Regions from separate parts of the Homo sapiens genome. Here region 1 is linked to region 2. Evidence: chromatin loops called from intact Hi-C (ENCODE). Cell type or tissue: heart right ventricle. All regions are shown on one strand. Links, peaks and the distances in the headings refer to the core of each region. The heading gives the core; the rest is flanking DNA. Region 1 overlaps FNDC3B (fibronectin type III domain containing 3B). Region 2 has its middle 29 kb from the start of GHSR.

Region 1 (5,385 bases), core at 282-5,281, 110 kb before region 2:
GTCTGTCCACTGAGCAACCCCGTGCTTCTATTTGTCTTGAGTTACTTTAACTTGTTTTTCTTCATTCTATGTTATTGCTTTAGGGACAAGTAATAAATACTATGCTCAATGTTTATTTCGAATGAAGAATTGCTGCTGCTTTAACCTGCATTGTCTGTATTTTTTTTTTCCTTTCTCTAGGATCAGAATTCAGGCTATAAATGAAATTGGAGCTGGACCATTTAGTCAGTTCATTAAAGCAAAAACTCGGCCATTACCACCCTTGCCTCCTAGGCTAGAATGTGCTGCTGCTGGTCCTCAGAGCCTGAAGCTAAAATGGGGAGACAGTAACTCCAAGACACATGCTGCTGAGGACATTGTGTACACACTACAGCTGGAGGACAGAAACAAGAGGTGAGGTGGGGGTGAGGATGCTCCTGAAGCTTCTGTAGCTTTGGCTTGTGGGATGAAATCTCAATTGTACATTTTTATTTGCTTGCACTAAGACCCTCTTCCTTCTTGTTCAGAGGCTTCCTTTGACTTGAGCCCTGCGTTTTATACCCGGAGTCGTTCCTTTTATTCTCTATTTGGAATTTCTAAACATTCTAAAGATCCTGATTTCCCTACATAGCATAATATGCACTTTTTTTTCCTTTCATCAAGCCAGATAATGGAGAGAAAGTATCTAAAGAAAATTGTCAAATTCAAGTTCACACTATGTAATAGCATTATATTAGTCATGAGTGCAGAGGGAAATAAGACCCAGGAAGAGATGTTACCTCTTTAAATATTCAGTAACCATCAGGACAAACATGTTTACCAATGTGAAATAGCTGTGGGTGATGTACAGATGGGGACTGTACTCTGTAACTATGGGCAATGCAATATCAAATTAACCAGAGCAAATAGGAGATTCTTCATAAAACTCCATACCCAGGAAACATTCTTGGCTGTCAAAATCAAATGTAGCCTTTCACGTAGTATTTGTTTAACCTAACTTCATTTCCTCTGAAAATGTCCGATCAGAAGACAGCCAAACTGTATTTAGAAATAATCCAATGTCAAGCAAAAGTTAATGGTGACAGAATGTTCTGTTACCAAAAGTCCTAATCAGACAATCAGGTAAAGGGAATGGGAGATCACCATAAAACCAAAACAACCAAAATGCTACTTCCCTGCTTACCTACTGACACACAAAACCAGTGTCAGGATAGAAGCATTTCTGTTATTTCCTTTTATGCATGATACTATTCTGTTCCTTCACGTATGGAACCCATTCTAGTTACACGGAAAACCCTGTCCCAGTCTCCACCCCCTACTCTGCAGTCAAGCACTTTGATGGATTTCAGTACAGTGGAGTCCTGTGGGCCTTCAGTGGAGACCAAGATTAGAAATCACATAAGACCCTACCTCTAGAAGCATAGTATCAATTTTTAAAATGGCCATAGAACATTAGTGTCAGAGGAAAAAATTGCTTTGGGAGTTTGAAGGAGGCAGAGACCATCTGGTTTAAAAGATCAGGAAAGATTTCTTGAAAGAGGTGACATTTGAGCTTGACTTTGGAGGACCTGGCAAACCTGGTAATTTTTATGACAGAACAAAACGTGATTATCCTCTTGGAAATTAGTTCTAGTGAAGAGAACACAGGGGAGGTAAAGCTTCTTTTGATAGGTTCATGAAAGATTAAATTCATATCCACTGATACACAAGAGCATTCATCTTATTGTGCTATATGTGCCTTCGGATGTGTTTTCATGGGCTTTTTATTTTACTGGCTAGGGACAACTCAACAGGAGAGGGCTGGCAAGAACAGCAATTGTGAACTAACAGAAATCACAATCCATGTATAAAAAAACTAGCATTGGGGGAAATTTTTAAATGTCTTTTCATTTTTTCCCAGACCTGTGGCTTCCATTGGTGGTAAATCCTTAGAAAATAGCTTCTAGTTGTGCTGTTTTAGAAAAAAGTGAAGCACAGAAAAGTTGTTGAAAGTGGTAGCTAGCTGAGTTGGGATAAAGGCCAGTGCCTCCCAATTCCCCGTGCCCTGCCTCCACTGCCATCTTAGAAATGTGGGAAGTGAAGGCTCTGCCCCAAGGGCACCCCCTCTTGCTGCAATCCTGCCCTGTGTGGGGCAGCAGCCCACTAGTGCCTCATAGGGAGAACTATACAAATGTGTAGTCTGATCCAAGGTTTTCCATGACACGGTGGCTCCTGGGCAAAGAACAAAAGCTCCCCAAGCACTTTTCCAAATGAGGTTCCTGGCATGAGGCATTTAAATATGCCAGACAAAAAACAGTGCAGAATCTAGTAATCAATACATGTTGTTTCTTCCCCCCTCAAAAAGCCCAAGGCTTGCCTAATCAAATAAATGACTTGCCTAAATTTAAATGGCAATTTAAGAAAACTTCGCATTAGGAACAGTATTTTTCTTAATTACAGGAGCTAGAGTCCAAATTTATCTTTTTAAATTAGATTTGTCAGTGCTCTCAGAAAGTTATTAAAGTGATGGGAATATAGAGCATAATAAATTCTCATTCTATTTGTGAATAATTTTCCTGAGATTTAATAGAATGAAAACAGCCTAATTTTAGTTTGAAGATGACCTTCCTCAGTGTCTTGAAACTGAACTCTTGTAGTGAGTGGCCTTTTGAATTCAAGCCTTTAACTTTGGATCTTGGCACATGGGTATCAAGGAGAAACAATTTGAGTTGGATACATCATAATACTTTTTATTAGCATAGCCTTTGTCAATCTAGCCTCCTCAAGGTTCTTTAGGACCTGGCTTCTGCAGTTGAAAAGAACAGTGTCTTCCTCCCAAGGGGCAGCTGTCTTTTTCATTGAACTTGTTGCTAGAGGAGCTTCTAGTTTTAAAGCACATACTCTTTAGCGTATGTGTTAATTTCATTAACCACCAGTAAGTTCTTCTTATGCATGTGGCCAAAATAATGATATATCCCGCTTGTGGCCAAGGTGAGAACCATAGATAGGCTTGTTATTTTACTTTTCTTTCTTACCTGCAGGCTCTCAAAGATATTTTTTCTCCTTAAGTTTGAGCATATTTCATGTAAATAAAAGGGATCCCAAAGAGCATCTTGTGCGAACCCTTGGCTCAAGACAACCCAACCTAAAATTCATCTAGATCACCTGGACTTTTATGTTGAAAGGATTTTTCCCCCAGAATAGGACATTTGTTTCCCATCTATTCTGGCTTACAATACTGAAGAGTCCCAGTCCATATTTATGAAGGAAGCAGCCTTAAAGTGTTACCATGAACACTTTATAAACAGGCATTGTGGGCCTTTGAAAAGAAAGCTGCTGATGTCTGAGTTTTATGGGAGTCCTAGCCAGCTGTTTAAGTGTTCTTCTTAACACTTAAGTATATTTTGTAACAGAAGAAAAATGAAAATTAGTATATCTGCGCTTCATAATTATCATATTAAAGAGTTGAGTCGATTTTAGCAACTAAACTATTGCTCTCCAAATTTCCTTAATTCATTAAATAAAGGGGTTAAACTAGAAGACGATCTCTGATATCTTTTCACCTTAAGGCAACAAATCTTTGTAGAGTATTTGTGAATTAAATCCTTTATGAAAAGGTGTCCCTTGTAAATGATTGGGGCATGTTGCCTCTTTTCCTTCATATTTTTAGTTTCTGCTATTCATAAAAAAATAAGAAAAATACTAACTTCCCTTAAGAGTAACTACTTAATGTCCAAAAACCCCTCAGGTTCTGCAACTATGATGCACTGATTTATGATGTTTATTTATATACCTCTCAGAAAATTTGAAATGACCAAGAGATTTACAAATGCAATGTTCAGCCAAAAATGTTTTTAACATTCTAAAGGATACTTATATTTTTATTGTTGTTGTTTTGTTATTGTTGTTGTTGTTTTTACAGCCTCCCTCCCAGGAAACTTGGATTTATTGCATGCCTACAGGAGCGCTAAGCATTGAGAGCTTTGTCTACATTATTTAGTTCTTGAGTAAAAAGGGAAATATTTTCTAGAAAGTAGGGTTTGTACCAAAGCCTTCTACCATTTAGGTGAAAAAAAAAACATAGTTTCTGATAAGTTGAATTGATTTCAACTTACAATTATTGGAGTTTTATATGTCAAATAGAGGCACTGCTTCAGTATTAGATGGACAAAGATGACTAAGATCCCTGCCCTTAAGGAACTCACAGTCTGGTGGGTAATGGTAGAACACAGATGCTTTAAAGCAAATTATGATGTGGAAGGCCTAAAGATTGACACATGCACAAGGTATAGAGGGAAAATTGAAGAATGGCATCTAAGGTAGGCTTAAAATCAAATGAACACTTCTTAGAAAAGATGACAGGTTGAGTGAGTCTTAAAGGATGCCAGTCTTGTAACCTCATGCCTGGGGAGCATTGGGATGGAGACTAGTGATGAAGACTTGAGATAGGATGGAAATTACAGGCAAAACCTCCAAAGTATAGAAAGGTGCCCTGAGTCTTTCTCCAAGTAACTGTCTCTATTTTGTTATTTTCAGACCTGGTGCTTTCTTTCCCCTTAAGTTTGGGCATGTTTCATGTAAATAAAAGGGATCCCAAAGAGCATCTTGCCCAAACCCTTGGCTCAAGGCAAATCAACCTAGAATTCATCTAGATCACCTGGACTTGCTATGTTGAAAGGATTCTACCCCCCTGGGATAGGACATTTGTTTCCCATTTATTCTGGCTTATGATACTGAAGATTCCCCATCCACATTTATAAGTGGAAGCCACATATATAAGGCAGGAAGCAAGCCTTAAAGTAGTGCTTCATATTTATAGAACTAAGTTCATTTCAATGATAAGATTATGATCATTCAATCATCGATTTTTTTTTTTTCTTGAATTACTACTATGTGCTGGGCCTTATGAGGTATGTGGACTATCTATGAGAGCTTATCTTGCTAAGGGAGATAAATTAACATCAAACAATAAGCAGACAGTAAAACAGACAGCAGACAGCAAAACAAAAATTAAATTAGTTTGGCCTTAGAGTGATTAAGTCTATTATTCTTAACAGATCCAGCACAGAAGATATGAATGTCTTTGGTTCCCGTGTTATACAAGAAAAATATATCTCCAAAGTAAACATTTCCATAAAGCTGCATTAACCTCATACAGGCACTAGAATAACAGGATCAGCTTGTGCATTTTAAGATTGTAGCACTGTGCCGATGACTTTGAAGATGCGTTTATCTGTGTTAAATGAAATGTTATGCTGCCCTAACAGAATCGGAGTTGATGCTGCTTCCTGTCCTGACCCCTGTGGGTCTGTGTTCCCTGATAATTTTACACAACACTGAGGCGGGAAGAACGTAAATTCCAGGAATGCATTTATGGTTAATCTGTTGTTGAGGTTTAGTCAGACAGCCAGTGTTTTATAAACCAAG
Region 2 (5,385 bases), core at 283-5,282:
GGCCACAAGGCCCTGATATAAATTTGGTGACATATGTTAACTCAGTTAACTCTTTTAATGCTAGAAGTAGATAATATTCTCATTTTATAAGGGAAGAAATGGAGGCTCAGAGATGTTTTCCCCAAATTACTCAGATTTTAAGCAGTGAAATGGGTTTCTAACACAGATCTGATGCCAAATTTATGCTAATATGTTACACTAAACTGTCTTTTTTCTTTTGTCTTCTTTTTTTCTCTTTTCTTTTTTTTAAACTTTTATTTTAGGTTCAGGGGTACATGTGCAGGTTTGTTACATAGATAAACTTGTGTCATGGGGGTTTGTTATACAGATTATTTCATCACCCAGGTACTAAGCCTAGTATCTAATAGTCATTTTTTCTGCTCCTCTCTCTCCTCCCACCCTCTACCCTTGAGTAGGCCTCCATGTCTGTGGTTCCCTTCTTTATGTCCATGAGTTCTCATCATTTAGCTCCCACATATAAGTGAGAACATGCGAAGAGAGAATATTAAGGGACTTCGGTTTTGATTTAGGGGCGCAAGTGTCTCAGAAGCAGATTATGTTTGTATTCGTGTGAGTAGAGCTTAGGCTAACACTGTGGTTTTTTATTTTTTTCCCCCAGAATTACATAGAAACGCTCATCTCACCTAACCCCTTTTTCGGTTTGGACATATTCCATCCCAGTAGTAGTTTAACACTTGAGACAAACCTAAGGCCAAGACTTTTCACTGACTATAATAATTCTGTGACCTCAGTTTCTTATCTCTGTCCCCATGTCACAGGGCCACACAAGGTGTTTTGGGAATTGAGGGAGCATGCCAACAACTAACTATAGCAGAGAAAGAGTTCAATAGACGGCTCCTCCTCCTCTTCCACATGATTTTTTTTTTTTAAACAGAGTTTTGCTCTTGTTGCCCAGGCTAGAGTGCAATGGCACGATCTCAGCTCACTGAAGCCTCTGCCTCCCAGGTTCAAGCGATTCTCCTGCCTCAGCCTCCCAAGTAGCTGGGATTACAGGCATTCGCCACCACATCCTATTTTTAGGAAAGATGGGTTTTCACCATGTTAGCCAGGCTGGTCTCGAACTGCTGACCTCAGGTTATCCACCCGCCTCCGCCTCCCAAAGTGCTGGGATTACAGGGGTAAGCCACCATGCCCTGCCCACATGATTATTATTAACTCCCTGGAGTTAAAGTTGCCCCCAACCAGAAGTCTGCCCAAGTGTAAACAGCACCGCGCCCAGGTCACTCTCCAACTTTCCACTCATGTGATGAGCTTCCTGGAGCTTGGGGGAAAGAGGAGGACTCCTCTCCACCCTTCAGCCTGTACCATGGACTGTGTTGTATATCCTCCTGATCTTCATCCATTGCCTGTGCCCCTCCAGGAGGGAGAGGATTGGGAGACAAAAGGGGATGGGTTGCAGGCAGGCAGGCAGTGTGGCAAGTTTGTAGGGAAGGGAACGTGTGCAAAAAGGGGAAGCAGGCGTTGCAGAAGCAGAATGCTCATCTTCCCAATGTATCCTAAGGATGCGTTCATCTCACTTCACAGGGCAGTTAGGAGCAAGTGAGTTTCACAAGTTGAACCAAATTCTTAATGCAGAAAGGAAGCTTACTTTTAAAGAAAGACTGCTATTCATTTCTTTCTAAAATGCTCTTTTGTAATCTCTTAAATTTATCTGTTTTATTAAACTTGAGGGTTTTATACATTGATTTTTCTCAAAACAGGACGTACTTGAGCCCTGTTTTATACTTATCTATTTTAACTAGGTCATTTCCAATTTTGACGTCAATATGACTTTCTGGGAGATTTTAAGAATAAAGAGAAATCTGAAATCAAAATCAGCATGAAAGCAATTAAAATGAGGCTGTAAAACCTCTGTACCAGAGGTTTTCTTCGTCTTCTTTTCTTTTCTTTCCTTTTTTTTTTTTTTTTTTGAGACGGAGTCTTGCTCTGTCACCCAGGCTGGAGTGCAGTGGCGCGATCTCGGCTCACTGCAAGCTCCGCCTCCCTCTTTTTTTTTTTTTTTAAGCATATTGAATGCTTAGAACTTGCCAGGCCGTATCTCAGCACGTCACTCATATTAATCATTTCCTAATAACCGCTACAAGTTGGGTTTTGTTATTATCCCCATTTGAATAAATAAGGCACGGAGACACAGAGAGGATATGACATAACTACCAGAAGCCATTGGTGGCAAGATCTCAATCAGGACATGTCGGTACAATGCTCTGATTATCTCGTCTGCATCCCTGATTACTTATGGTCCAGATATAAACTACTCCTCTTCACTTTCATTTTAACCAGAATTTGAAGTCATTTTATTCTCTCTCAAGTACTTTGGGCTTTGAGGAAAATAAGGGAAACTCGCCACCTGGTGGCAGCTCATAGTGTGTGGTAACAAGGTGGCTGCCCCCTGTCTGGTTTCAAGGAGAGAGGAGAGAATGTCCCTGCCTTGCTATTCACGCCTCTCAAACAGCTGAGCTGACCTCTCCTCAAGGGCCATTGTCTTTAGAAATCCCTCGCCCTGTCTAGGTCCATTCTGATAAAAATTGGAGTAGCAGTTTTTTCTCTATGCTTCAAGTGAGGAGGTTGGATGGGACAGAGTCCAGCGATGAGAGGCCAAGACTCTCTTGACCTTATTTCATTGTCAAAAAGATCAGTATTCATGTTCTACAAGAAGGAATCCACAGTTGTCCAGAAAACTGTCCTTCAAAAATAGCCAGTCCACAGCTGCTTCCCGTATCTTAGGCTTTAGTTTCTGAAGCAGAGGAAGTAACATGCAGGCATCATCCCTTGTTAAAACAATTCATAGAATTAAAATGTTGCAGGTGAATTGAATTTTTGAACATTTAATCAGAATGATCACTTGGGTATCTTGTTTTCTTAAATACTTAATTCGCACACCACAGGGTTTGAAATGTAGGTTTTTCAAGTCTACATAGGTTCTATTCGTGATTTTCAGTTGCCTGTCAGTGAACAGGTGCCAAGTTAGCTGTATCAGAATCACTTGTGGAAATTAAAACGTAAACAAACACAGGAAGATTCCAATTCAGTAGGTCTCTGAGGAAGACTGAGCATCAGCATTTTTAAATGCTCACCAGGAGGTACTGAGAAGCAGTGTGCTTAGGAAGCCACTGTACCTGCACCACCTTTGCTGACCAGAATGGAAGCAGCAGGTAAAGAATGTTGGTGGTTAACACAAAAATTAGATACTGTTTTCACTCATCAGGCTGGCAAACAGGAACACAAATAGTAATATTTCACTCTGGTGATGATGTGGGGACCAGAGCATTCTCATTTTCTGTTGCTAGGTGTGTAATGTGCTACAAAAGATTAAGGAAGTAATCAGGGAGTTATTTATTTATTTTCATTTTTTTGTAGAGATGGGGTTTCCCTGTGTTGCCCACGCTGGTCTCAAACTCCTGGCCTCAAGTGATCCACCTGCCTCAGCCTCCCAAAATGCTTGGATTACAGATATGTGCTGTCTCAGCCAGGCCAGACAGGTATTTTTAACATCTAAAATGTTAAATTGGCCCAGAAATCCCAATTTGGAATCCAGAATGTTGAGATCAATGACAAAAATGTTTATTGTAGCATTATTTGTAGTGACAAATAATTGGGAACAATCAAATCTTGGAATAAATTATAATCTATTCATTCAATGAGTTATTATGCAGTATTTTAAAAGAACCAATTAAATCTGTATACTTTGATCTGGAAAGGAGTCTATGTACTATTAAAGGAATGAGTTGCTGAGTTTTATACACAACTGCATATGCATATACCTATATATGTATGTATATATATTTCCATTTGTAAAACAAAAAATTAATTAAGCTAGAATATTGGGAACAGGGAGAAACATATGAAAGGACACAGAGTTTTTTGGTTTTTTGGTTTTTTTTTAGATGGAGTCTCACTGGAGATTGTACTGCAACCTCTGCCTCCTGGGTTCAAGTGATTCTCCTGCCTCCGCTACCCAAGTAGCTGGGATTACAGGTGCATTGCCACCATGCCTGTCTAATTTTTCTATTTTTGAAAGAGATGGGGTTTCACCATGTTGGCCAGGCTGGTCTTGGACTCCTGACCTCAAGTGATCCACCTGCCTCAGCCTCCCAAAGTGCTGGGATTACAGACATGAGCCACTGCACCCAGCCAGGACACAGAGTTTTAATATTGGATCCTTCATGATGGGAAGGGAGTGGGGGGATTACAGATTTTTAACATTTTTCTTCATACATTTCTACATTTCACTCATAATAAAAAACATACCTTTCATGTGCAATTTATAAGATCCAATAAAGTTTTTAAAAATGTTGGTTGGACCAAAGAGTAGTGCATTACCCCCCCAAATCCCTGGTTTGGCATGCTTACCAACACTATTCAGGTAAGATTTAAACTGCAAAATTATAATGTATGTGTAAGGTGTAAAAAAAGATACTACAGAGAACCAGCCCTATGAACCCACATAAAATTAATGAATCCAACCCAATAGTCCCATGAACAGTTTTTGGGTTTTTTTTTTCTTTGGATAAACGTAGAAATAGACTTTTCTGATCTTACAGTGTGAAACTTACCTTTGTTTTATCTGAGTTCCTTCCTCGGGAAAGGACCCCCAGGCCTCTCAAACAGTATCAAAGAACTGAGACTCACCACATCATGGCATCAGGACAATGAGACTCCAGGCCCCTCATTCATTATGATTGCTTTCTTACCCCTTTCCAGTTCCTGCTTTCTCACACATAGTTACATTTCTTCCCTGCTATATAAACCCCTAATTTTAGTCACTCAGGGAGATGGATTTGAGACTGATCCCCAATGTCCTCAGCTGTAGCACCTGATTAAAGTTTTCTTTCTTGGCAATAATTGTCTCAGTGATTGGCTTTCTGTGCGGCCAGCAGCAGGACCTACACTGAATCCCTGGTGCTTCAGTAACATTAAGAAACAGAACTTTATCGTATCTTTTTGTTTCTTATTTGATTTACCTTTTATTTTTTAAAATTCTTTTATTTTTAATTATTATGGATACAAAATATTTGCACATACTTATGGGGTACATGTGATGTACTGATGCAAACATACAATGTGTAATGATCAAATAAGGGTAATTAGGATATCCATCACCCCAAACATTTATTATTTCTTTGTGTTAGGAACACTCCAAAAGCACCATTTTAGTTCTTTTGAAAAATACAACAAATTATTGTTAACAATAGTATCCCTATTATGCTATCAAACACTAGATCTTACTCAGGGGGAGTAACTCTACTTTTGTACCCATTAACTATCCCCTCTTTATCCCTTGCTCCCCGCTACTCTTCCCAGCCTCTGGTAACCATCATTCTACTCTCTCTTGTCTCCATGAGGTCAATTTTTTCTTTTAATTCC

Evidence for each region. A loop is a pair of places that touch in the nucleus more often than their neighbours do. Peaks named below come from ENCODE experiments on the same cell type or tissue, not always from the same donor. Only the 100,000 strongest peaks of a DNase experiment are listed, where the experiment ranks them.
Region 1: it touches region 2 in a loop (2.3-fold over the local background); 22 of 110 quality-filtered maps call a loop at or near these places.

The regions. Positions count from the first base shown.
Region 1 is chr3:172,362,453-172,367,837 of GRCh38, forward strand. FNDC3B (fibronectin type III domain containing 3B) reads left to right here. Exons shown (of 26, transcript NM_022763.4): 23 at 181-393. Among named protein-coding and RNA genes, the nearest start is that of GHSR, 83 kb to the right of the region's middle. In heart right ventricle, for the core only: no CTCF peak of the experiment used is centred there; no DNase peak of the experiment used is centred there; H3K27ac peaks cover 332 bases.
Region 2 is chr3:172,475,116-172,480,500 of GRCh38, forward strand. No RefSeq gene overlaps it. Among named protein-coding and RNA genes, the nearest start is that of GHSR, 29 kb to the left of the region's middle. In heart right ventricle, for the core only: CTCF peaks have their summits at 2,375 and 2,584; a DNase peak (open chromatin) is centred at 2,376; H3K4me3 peaks cover 1,240 bases; H3K27ac peaks cover 1,423 bases.